Linked DNA regions of Homo sapiens: all the other regions are linked to region 2. Evidence: chromatin contacts called from ENCODE Hi-C or POLR2A ChIA-PET data. All regions are on one chromosome and are shown on one strand. Each heading gives the region's core, a stretch centred on a gene start or an enhancer-like site at or near the end of the contact. The rest is flanking DNA. Distances are from core to core; before and after follow the strand shown.

Evidence for each region. A loop is a pair of places that touch in the nucleus more often than their neighbours do. ChIA-PET counts read pairs that join two places held with the same protein, here RNA polymerase II (POLR2A). Pooled maps may share reads with other maps.
Region 1: a map of natural killer cell shows a loop between it and region 2 (7-fold over the local background). The contact joins two enhancer-like sites. A Hi-C loop is called at or near these places in 44 of 168 maps with a recorded cell type or tissue (B cell, CD14-positive monocyte, CD4-positive, alpha-beta memory T cell and 34 more), 15 of 37 single-sample maps with no recorded cell type and 20 of 50 pooled maps. POLR2A ChIA-PET finds 5 or more read pairs at or near these places in 6 of 52 experiments (HCT116, activated B cell, activated CD4-positive, alpha-beta T cell and 3 more).
Region 3: a pooled map shows a loop between it and region 2 (2.6-fold over the local background). The contact joins two enhancer-like sites. A Hi-C loop is called at or near these places in 5 of 168 maps with a recorded cell type or tissue (CD4-positive, alpha-beta memory T cell, Caco-2, K562 and 2 more) and 9 of 50 pooled maps. POLR2A ChIA-PET finds 5 or more read pairs at or near these places in 3 of 52 experiments (H1, T-cell and activated B cell).
Region 4: a loop to region 2 is called in a map of naive thymus-derived CD4-positive, alpha-beta T cell, with 5 times the contacts of the local background. The contact joins two enhancer-like sites. A Hi-C loop is called at or near these places in 1 of 168 maps with a recorded cell type or tissue (naive thymus-derived CD4-positive, alpha-beta T cell), 13 of 37 single-sample maps with no recorded cell type and 14 of 50 pooled maps.

The regions. Positions count from the first base shown.
Region 1 is chr1:116,150,703-116,153,402 of GRCh38, forward strand. No RefSeq gene overlaps it. Among named protein-coding and RNA genes, the nearest start is that of MAB21L3, 41 kb to the left of the region's middle. RefSeq lists a silencer at 1,385-1,804. Within about 2 kb of position 1,434, at least 20 of the 41 ENCODE cell types and tissues checked have a DNase peak (open chromatin) inside an H3K27ac peak, as active enhancers do; they include heart right ventricle, where a contact is called at or near this core.
Region 2 is chr1:116,502,722-116,505,421 of GRCh38, forward strand. No RefSeq gene overlaps it. Among named protein-coding and RNA genes, the nearest start is that of LINC01762, 25 kb to the left of the region's middle. RefSeq lists cis regulatory regions at 439-491, 1,220-2,201 and enhancers at 1,598-1,867, 1,706-2,000. Within about 2 kb of position 1,335, at least 20 of the 41 ENCODE cell types and tissues checked have a DNase peak (open chromatin) inside an H3K27ac peak, as active enhancers do; they include heart right ventricle, where a contact is called at or near this core.
Region 3 is chr1:116,231,835-116,234,534 of GRCh38, forward strand. No RefSeq gene overlaps it. Among named protein-coding and RNA genes, the nearest start is that of MAB21L3, 120 kb to the left of the region's middle. Within about 2 kb of position 1,342, at least 2 of the 41 ENCODE cell types and tissues checked have a DNase peak (open chromatin) inside an H3K27ac peak, as active enhancers do.
Region 4 is chr1:116,815,157-116,817,856 of GRCh38, forward strand. No RefSeq gene overlaps it. Among named protein-coding and RNA genes, the nearest start is that of CD2, 62 kb to the left of the region's middle. RefSeq lists an enhancer at 2,491-2,700. Within about 2 kb of position 1,440, at least 3 of the 41 ENCODE cell types and tissues checked have a DNase peak (open chromatin) inside an H3K27ac peak, as active enhancers do.

The DNA.
Region 1 (2,700 bases), core at 184-2,683, 350 kb before region 2:
TCCCCATAGTGGTTTGCTGGTTCTCCTATTAGAATAAATATAAACTCTATGCCGGGAGAGGGCTTGTCTTATTCACTGTTGTATTATATCTCCGGCACTTGGAACAATGCTCAGTGGGTAAGAGCTCAATGAATAGTTGTTAAATAGATAATTGCATGAAGGAATGGATGAATACATGATTTTGCTCCATAATATGTATCTGCTTTGTGGCAGGGCTTGGATTTGAACCCGGGTCTTCTAATTCTCAGGCCAGGCTCTTTCCTCTACAAAGTAACATTTTGAGAGTCTGAAGAATCCCACATCTTTAGTTTTAGAGAAAGAAAAATTGCCTCTGGCTCCAGAAGCCTGTTTTCCCAGAAGGGCCTGGCTGTCCTCACTATGCAGAACACAGCTTGATGCAGCAGAGCTTGAGAATGCACACTCATGCTGCAGAGGGGCCAGCCTGGCAGCTCATCACAGCAGCCACTGACAACTGTGGGCACTGGTGGATACTTTGTAGCAGGTGTTTGCTGGACATGCCTAGCTTAACTGGGTTCCAACGTGCAACATGTAGACTGAACAACACACACACACACACACACACACACACACACACACACACACACACACACACTGCATTTAAACAAAGCACATCAGAAAAGAGTTCAGGCTTTCACCCTCCCTTCCTGCCAAGCACGGAGACAAACAGTACTGGTCTTGGTTCTCTTTGTCTCTGAGTCTAGACCATTCATTTCCTCTCATTCAACCAGCTTTATTTTTGGCGATGTAACTTTCTTTCGTGAGCATATATATTATGTTCTCAGACTTTGTAACCTATGAATCTCCTGTGAGGACCGACCTACGAATGCTCAGAATACAAAGGCCGGAGTGAGCAGTGCTCTCTGTGAGAGAGAATGTTACGGCAAATGAAAAAACCACCTTCACCACCTAAGCAGGATTCTTGCTTCTAATGCAAAATGTAACCTCCCTCTATAGGATGGATAGAGGGATATTAGGTTGAGCACTCAACACACTGGGGTGCTTACCACAGAGTACCCCAAAGTGTGGTTTAGGTCTGAGGGACCGGGTGAGCAAGGAAGGCTGCACCGGTGTAGGGACAGGCACAGTCTGGGTCCTTTGGTGGCCGGGGGTACAAAGGAAGCAGAGCCTGGGCTCCCATCCTCTCCTGCTGTCACAGCCCCTCCATGGAGGCCCTGGCCCTTCTCTCCTCCTCTCTCCTGCCTCTTTCCAGGATGTTCTTTGCCCCACAGTGAGATGTGAGGGGCATCAAGAAGGCTCCCTGCCATTGACTCTCTCTGTCCAGGGACCGCCATATGTGACTTGTGCTGTCTGTGACCAGGACGCGGGCTCTTGAAGGAGCAGCGAGGAGCAAGAGAGAGGGGAGCGGACGCCCCGACTCGCGCAGGGCTGAGGCTGGAGGGGAAGACTCACAGGGACTACGGTCTACGGGGAGGCCGCCTTGCGCGCCGCGGCTCGGAAGCGGCAGGGGGCGCCCGCGGCTCCTCGCGGCCCCGAGCCGTGAAGGGCTGGGGAAATTCCTCCCGCTGAAGGCAGAGAGCAGACTGGGACACTGCGGTTCCCGAGAGCCGCAGCCCCGCCGCCTCCGCCCACGCTGGCCCTCGGGAGGCGGAAGACTAGCTGACGGCGGCCCCCACACGCGCTCTGCAGCCTGGGGGTAACCCTCAGCCCACCCAGTGCCCAGCGAGGGGGCTCTGATCCACAGGCTCCGCCCAGCTCCCTGGGTCCTCTTTTCAGTGGGCCTCTTTTATTGCCTAGCACTGGGGATCGGGGTGGGGGGTGGACAGTTACCCCAGTATAGATACTGGCTCATCCGGACATATCTGTGCTGCTGCAGGGCACTCAGCCTCCTTCCCTGCAAGATTAGAGGGGCTGTGGAAGACAGAAGAAAGATGCTGTGCTCTTATGGACTCCTTTTCCTTAGACTAATGCCCACGGGGAAAGGAAAGGAAAGGGAAGGGAAGGGAGGGGAGGGAGTTAAGCGCTCCATCACCCCCAGGCCAGGCGTCATGGTAGGAAGGTCATAAAGAGGGTGGGTGGGTCAGAATGCTCCAGGAAAGGAAAGGATGGGACACCAAGATTTGCAGATACTGCCTATGTGCCTGGCACATATTTTAGGGGCTTTGTGCTTTATCTCATTTAATCCCCTCGGCACTCCTTTGGAGTAGGTAGGCAGCATAAACCCATTTTGCCAATGAACACTTGGAGGCTCACAGAGAAAAAAGAACTTGCCCAAGGTCATGGGCTGGAGTGGACAGAGCCATATTCTTTATGCGTTTGTCATAATGAGTTCCTTACAGTGCAGGTGACAGGAGAGACATGAAGGCACAGCCTACCAGGACCAGAAGTCCAGGAGGAAGACTCAGTCCTTCTGCTGGGCCCTGCAACCCTATGAGCCTCGCAGGAACCAAGAGAGAGGGAGTTGAGCAGAGAGGGACCCAGAGGCACCCTCTGTGGGTGCTGTTCCCTGACCTTGACATAGAGGACATTCCTCAACATGGATGTGGGTCAAGGTCCTTCCCTGATGGTGGAATGGGTGGAGCTCGTAGTGTGACAGATGGTAGAGAAAGGTGTTCTTACAATTGCCCCTGGGCTAACATTTTCCAGTTGTACCTTTGAACGCTCTAAAAAATCCTAAAAATCACTTTCACAAAAGTTAATCATTCACTCTGCAGGCCAGAT
Region 2 (2,700 bases), core at 85-2,584:
GGGGGCAGGGGACAACCCTCAGGAGCAGGCTTCTACTGGGCGGCTTTGGAACTCATTCTGGGCTTCAGTTTCCTTGCTCTTAGAGCAGGAGCTGGATCAAACGATCTCTAAGGTCTCTTGTACTTTTGTGCTTCTCCAGCATAAGCCTGGGTGGGAGGTAGACTGAGATAAGAAGGACAGTGGTAACCAGGGGTCATCTAAGAGATGGCTTAATGGGGGATAACAGGGTAATTGAATAATAGGAGATTGTGTTTGAAACTTATCTCATCTGCATGAATTTCCACCTTGAGATTTTCTTGCATTGTCAGCCAGAAAAAAATAAATTGTAGTTTTGATAGATTGTGGGTGTTATAATCGATTGTGGGTGTCTATAAAAGATATAGATTTTTGGTGTCAGGCCTAGGTTCACTGAGGTAGATAGCTTCCCCTCTCTGAGCACCAGGCGTGCAAGTGTAGAGTAAGGATAAGAGTACATGGCTCACAGGGCAGCTGTGGAAGGGTCAGATGAGTCTCTGTACAGAGAACACATAGCACAATGCCTGGCCAAATTCCTGCAAATGTCATCTGTCCTCCTTCCCTCAAACCTCTTCTCCTCCTACTGCGGAGGGGAGCACCCGAACTGGAGAATAGAGTTAAACTAGTTCAAATTCTTCAAGAGTATAGTAAGTGCTCAAATGTGATTTGTCCAGTTCTTTCATATATAATATTCACAACAATCACATGGACCAGGTATTGCTATTCTGTTATACCGATGAGGAAACTGAAGGTCAGGGTTGTCTTCAGGTCATAAATAGAACTGAGATTTGAAACTCAGTCCAGTCTACTGAATCCAACCCCAAATACTCTTGTCACAGACTGAAAGCTACACATCAGGGGCAGATGCGGTGGCGGAGAATCCACTGGGAGAGGCTTCTGCTTGGGAGTTGCTCCAGAAAGCCCTACTGGTTTATGCAATCAGACATGATCCACCCCCATGTTCTTAGGCAGCCCTGGTGCCAGGGCCTTCTCACCCTTCATTCTAGCTGAAATGGAACCAGCATCACTGTCTCCCTATGCAAGGGGATCTCTCAACTTCCTCCTGTGGTTTGTCAAGTCTTTTATATCATGACCACTCCAATTCATCAAAGCGTTCATGCTTATTTTGTGCCTCAGTGTTTCACAATGATTTCACTCACTCCTGTTAGGTGAGTGGAGACAGCATTATTTTCCTCATGTTGAGGTTGGGAGCAGGCTCAGAGCAGGCTCAGGGAGCTTCCATCACTTGATGGAGGCCCCACAGCAGGGCCCGTGTGGGCAGCCCAGGACTCTGCACTCATGGCGCCTGCCACTGCAGAAGACGCCCTTCACCAGCCACTGGGTCTCAACAGTGTGGCTCCGGCAGGCCTCTCAGTGGGTTTGTGTCACCCAAAGGCTGATGAAGAACAGGGGGGTGGGGTGGCAGTGAGAAAGCACTTGGGAATTCAGTGATAACAAGGTCACCCATTCTCTCTCTGTCAGCAACTGATAGTGACAGTTGTAATAGTGACAGGCAGACCTGGATGGAAATCCTGGTTCCACCACTGACTAGCAATGTAACCTTAACCATGTTACTACTACACTTCCATGAGCTTCTGTTTTTCCATCTGTATAGTGGGACTAATACTACTTACCTACTCCTACTGAAGGGTGAGACGCAGCAGGCAATGCGCTTAGCACAGGGCCTGGAACATAGTAAATGCTCAGTGGTAATAGTGCATAGTCTTCCTTAAACTTGCAGTGACATTTATTTCACCATGATTAGCAGCTGAGGCTGTGGGGTGACATCAGGGTGATGAGTCACTTTGTCTGGCTGGGTCTTACATCCGGGGCGATGTTCTGTTGCATCCACCACCCTCCCCTGCCCCAGCTCAGGGCCCTAACAGTCTAGCAGGGCTGGGACTTTCTGAAAGGCTCCCCTGACCACACCAGTTCCTCAGGAAGCCTCTCAACCCCAGCTTCAGCTCTACTGACATCGCCTTACTTCCCTTTAACCCCTTTTGAGGCCCAGTTTAGAATCTGTATCTCAGCCAGAGCTCTTTCCATGCCAGCTTTGTCCACGCTGTTTACTCCTGGATAGTTCTCAGGCCCAGCCATATACCAACCCAGTGCCTGCAGTCAGGCAGACCTGGATGGAAATCCTGGTTCTACCACTGACTAGCAATGTAACCTTAACCATGTTACTACTACACTTCTATGAGCTTCTGTTTTTCCATCTATATAGTGGGACTAATACTACTTACCTACTCCCACTGAAGGGTGAGACGCAGCAGGCAATGCACTTAGCACAGGGCCTGGAACATAGTAAATGCTCAGTGGTAATTCCAGCACTTTGGGAGGCTGAGGCGGTCAGATCACTTGAGTCCAGGAGTTCAAGACCAGCCTGAGCAACATAGTGAGACTCTGTCATAAAAGAAAAAAAGAAATTGCTCAATGAAAGTGTGTGTGTGTGTGTGTGTTCCTCCTGAGCATTTTACTTTTCTTTGCTATATTTTTCCACCATATACCAATTACAGACCACATGGCTCACATCATTTCTATCTTCTCAAGCATCCTGGTTTCTTTTCATCCTTTCTTTTGTTTTTGGCTTTCTAGCTTCTTTTTTCTGGACTTTTTTTTTTTTTTTTTTTTGAGACAGAGTCTCGCTTTGTCACCCAGGCAGGAGTGCAGTGGTGTGATCTCAGC
Region 3 (2,700 bases), core at 92-2,591, 270 kb before region 2:
AACTACTTTCCTCATAATACAAACATTTATACAGCATTTATTATCTTGGAGGAAATGAGCTAGGAAATCCATGGGCAGTATGGTGCAATCATGCCCCCCCACCATCCCAATGCTGTGGCACAGAAAGTTTGGCATGGAGAGCCGGTCAGAGCTCTGTTTGAGTCCTTGATGTGAGACACTGGCCAAGTGGCAAGCTCTTGTTGCCACAGGTCTGTAAAATGGAGATGAGAATACCTACTCACGAGGTTCCTGTGGGGATTTGATGAGCTATAAGTAGGCATGCCTGCTAGGTATTAGGAGTTTAATTTTTGAATATGTTAGTTCCTTTCCTTCTCAGAAAGCTAACATTGCAGTTAGGGAGGTAAAGTCACTAACAGGAATTTACTTGAGGTTAACTGCCTTTCCAACAGCCTCACCTTTCTGAACCTTGCAAAAGAACCACACAATCTAGGAAGGTGGTACTTATCGGGAACATAAGTGCTGCTTATTGGGATAGGTGACATGCAAACCACAGGATATAAGCACAGGTGAGAGGACACCAGCTCAGGTGAGAGGGCAGGAGTGAAGGCGAGAGGGCAGGGATACAGGTGAGAAGGTTGGGGTGCAGGTCTATGCCAAGTGGGTAAGGTCAAGCATGTATGGGGTTGGAGGGCAGGAAAGGAGGTGGTGGTGCGTGACAGGGAATGTGCCTCCCTTCCTTGAGTCACTTCTTGTCTTCTTGGCAATCTTTAAAAGCATGTCTTGAATTATCAAAATGATATATGCTTGTAAAAAGAAAAAGTCCAAACACTGCAAAATTGTGTAAGTTCTTTATCAAATTCATGTCCATTGCTTCTCTGATTCTCCCAGTCCCGCTGCCTAGCACTAAGTATTAACTGATGTTGTCCTTCCATACCTTCATCTATGCCAGGTCAAACATTTTTTAAAAAATTTTTAAATCATTGCTTTAATTTTAAAACACTGTTTTACCCTAAGAATTGTTCTGCAACTTGCTCTTTTCATTTTTTGTTTTTTTACTCGAAATCTATCATAGCCAATGTTCCACATCAGTAAGTACAGATGTACCTCATTATTTTTGAAAGTGCTGAATAGTACTACATAGCACAGATAGATATAATTTATTTAATTTGTTCTCAGTAAATTGTCCTCAATTTTTTGCTATTATAAACAATGGGCAATTTCTTCATTAATTCCACAGATGTGAACTGAGTAGTTACTATGTATTAGCCACCAGGCTGTGCCTTAGAGACACAAAAGTGAGTAAAAAGGTCACAGTCCTGTGCCCAAGGATCTCGTGGGCTGGGGAAAGCCTACTTCAGTGCAATAATCACACAGGCCAATGTAAATTGCAACTGTGACTGGGAGGCACACAACTCTCTCGGGGATTAAAATAAGAAGCTGTGACTTTGACAGGAAGTGGAGGAGGGCTTCCATAGGGATGATGGCTGAGGCAGTAGCAGTCACCTAGGTGCAGTAGGGTTATAGCTCTTTCATGCAGAGAACAGCTGCAGAATAGGCCAGCTGTGAAAAGAGCTGGAAAGCACAGGACTAAGGCAGACCAGAGTGGCAGTGGGTGGAGCACAGGGAATCAGTGGGGAGGAGAAGCAGCCTGCAGGGCTAGACCAGCAGGGCCTTGAGTCCACTTATGAGGTTTACCCTCTCTCCTGAGAGCCATGTGATTCCATGAGCGTGTTTAATGCACAGCGTGATGCACAGTGGACCTGTTAGGAGGGACTGCTCTGGTGGGAGATGATGGAGCTTGGCCTATGGTGGTGGCTATGGAGGGGAGAGAAGGGAATTCTTAGAAATATTAAGGAAATAAATGTCATTATTAGGGGTTTGGTGACAGAAGTCATGGGGCCTGTGGCCGGGGGTGAGATATCAGAGTGACTCCTAGATTTCTGGCTTGTGTGATTTGCAGTGAGGATACCACTTACTGAGATAGGCAACATGAACCACAGAGGGGGGTAAAGTGGAGGGGGAAAGGAGAGGGCAGGACACAGCCACCTCCCTTGGGCAACATTTGCCATCACTCTCCTTACTAAATATACCCTGTCATAGTAATTATCTTAATTTAATGTAATTGTTCCCTGTTGGTTCATTTTTCTACTTTTACACTCTTCAGGAGCGGGATCTACACCTTTTAATCTTTAAATCCTCACTGCTGTAAAAAATAACTGAAAGTTGTGTGGCTTAAAACAACAACAGAAATGTACAGTTCTGGAGGCCCGCAGTCCACGATCACAGCGTGGGCAGAGCCACACCTCCTCTGAAGGCTCTCTGGAGAATCCTTCTTGGCCTCTTCCAGTGTTTGGAGGCCCCTGGCATTCCCTGGCCTGGGGCAGCATCACTCCATGTCGTCTCTGTTTTCACATGGGCTTCTCCTCTGTGTCTCTGTCCTCCTTTCTCTTAAAAGGACAACTGGTACTGAATTTAGAGCTCACCCTAAATCCAGAATAATCTCATTTTAGGCTCCTTAACTTAATTACCTCTACTAAGGTCTCTTTTCCAAAGAAGATCACATTCACAGGTTCTGAGGGTTAGGACATGGACATATATTTTGTGGGGTCTCTACTAGACCCACTACACTCAGTAAGCACTGGACGGATGAGAGTCGGTCATACAAAGAACAGGGTACAGTTTAATAACGCTGAAGCAGGGAGCACTGGGCTGGGAAACTAGACAGGAGCAAGATCCTGA
Region 4 (2,700 bases), core at 190-2,689, 310 kb after region 2:
AAGGTAACAGCAACCTTCCCCCCTCACCCTCCAGGCCTTGGCCACACAGCGACAGGTTTTGTTTTGTGGCAAAATATTTTGTACTCAAGATTATTACTTTTTCTTTTAAAATAGTAACATTAATGTTCTTTCTGCTTATAAAATTAATACATACTGACTGATGAAAAATTAGAAAACTGAGAAAAAAATGAGAAGAAAATAAAATTTACCCAAATCCCAGAGATAGCCAGTGTTAACATGGTAGTACATTCCCTTCTAGTTCTATTTCTGCACATCCGTGTTTTAACACAGTTAAGGACTTTGAAGCAGTTGTATACCCTGCTTTTTTTCTACTTCTCATTTTGTAAGCCTGTCTCCACATAAAGTTCTTCGTACACATATTTAAAGGTGTATAGCTACCCATTCATTTGGCCACTCCCCAACTGCTGGATATTTAAGTTGTTTCCAACTTTTTGCTGTTACAAATAACATGATATTCAGCTTTTTATATAAGTTTTGGCCCACATTTCTAGTTTTTTCCTAAGGATGCATTCCTGGAGGCTATGAATATTTTAAGGCTCTTGATAGAAGCTGTTACACTATTTTTCAGAAAAGTTCTTTCAAGACACTCTTTTCTACTAGCAACAAATGAGAGTGTTCCTCTCATTACAGTTTCAACAGCTCTAGATATTATAAATTTTTTATCAAAATAACATAGATTATTTTAAAAATCAGTATTCTCAAAAGACATAATAAAAGACACCAGTCCCCTGGCCTACCGTGCTCTGCCCTCCTGTTCACAGCCCAGATGCCACTACTCTTAATGTTTTTAGATTATTTTAGGTATTTACAATAATATGTTTATTTCATAATTTCAAAATTTTAGACATTATCTATTCATTTACTGCTGCAAAAGATTAGGACTTAGCTAATTTACATCAACTCCACACTTCCTCACTCTTTTCTTCTCACATCCTCCCAATAAACTTATATCGCTGTGTTTAAGCAAAGCAATAATAAATCTACAATTATTAAGTAATATAACAATAATATCTTGTTATAATTACCATTAATATATTTGTTATGTTATAATTAACAAAATAATAATTGTTGTAACTGCACAAATATTATTCAACACGTTGTATATTAATATTATGCATTGACTTCTCTGTCTCTTTTTCTTTAGGCTGGCATTTTTAATTGTGCTTTTCTTCTTGCATTGTTCTCCTTATAGTTCACATTTGGCACCATTACATCAAGTATTCTTTTAAGTCTCCCATTTTCCTAAAGATCTTCCTGCCAAAGTTCTTCATACTCATGTTTTAAGATGGACCAGGAATCAAATTATTATCTAAACAGAATTCTAATTAATCTAATTTTTAATTCTCTGACTCTGCCTTTTGGTGCCGGAAGTTTCTGAGCCTTGAGGTGCTGCGGGCCAGCCAGCTGTCATCCTGTCTGCACCCTACGGTGGCTCTGTGGGCACATCAAGCTGTGGTTTCTTCCAGCCTACTCTTTCAAACACCAGTTTGCAAGAATTCTGTTGAAATTTCTCACTCTCAGATAGCCCATATCCCAGTGATTCTCAACTCATGGTGAATTTGTCCCCCAGGGAACATCTGGCATACTGCAGATAATTTTCGGTTACCACAACTGAGTTGGGGTTGCTACTGGTGTCTAGTGGGTAAAGCCCAGTGATGCTGCTAAGCGTCCTGCGATACACAAGACAGCCTTCAACAACAAATAATTATTTATCATTTCAGTAGCTTCTCAGGATAAAGAAGAGGTTAACATGTATATTCAAATTGACATCTTTTTTTTGAGACGGAGTCTCGCCCTGTTGCCCAGGCTGGAGTGCAATGGCGAGATCTCAGCTCACTGCAACCTCCTCCTCCCAGGTTCAAGCGATTCTCCCGCCTCAGCTTCCCGAGTAGCTGGGATTACAGGCGCCCGCCACCACGCCCGGCTAATTTCTTTTTTTTTTTTTTTCTTTAGTAGAGACGGGGTTTCACCATGCTGGCCAGGCTGGTCTCAAACTCCCAACCTCAGGCGGATCCGCCTCGGCCTCCCAAAGTGCTGGGATTACAGGCGTGAGCCACCGTGCCCGGCCTCAAATTGACATCTTTATATCATTCAAGTTCTTGGAGATTGTTTCTTCAGTCATAAAATGAGATTGGTCCTTACTACTATTAGGACTAAATAAGATGATGTACAAACAGGATCCAAAGCATAAAATTTTTTCGAAACTAGTCAGAAGTTATTATTTTTAAAAATGTTTTGATAGTTTGGCAGATTAAAAATGCTACCTTGTTTAAATTTACATTTTTTGTACTGGTGAGGCTGAAATACTTTCATGTGTTTATTTTGCAATCTGCATTCATTCTGCTGTGATTTGCCCAAGTCTTTTGTTAACATTGATTGACAATAATATGTTTATTATTACCCACAGGCTCTGGCCCTGCCAGCATGTGACTGCAAAATACAGTCACATTTACTTTAATATTGAAATCACTCTGAATCACTACATCACAAATTAATAAGAAATTTGCTGTTTACCTAGGGTTTCTCTTCCCAAGTGACTGTGATTCCCCTGAGTTAAATGGCTGTCCTCGTCACTTGCTGCCCCCTGCTGGGAGAGCAGAAACTCACTCAACACTAGAGGGGCTGCACTCCATGGCTATCTGGGGACCTCCCCACACTTTCTTGGGATGGCCCCACCTG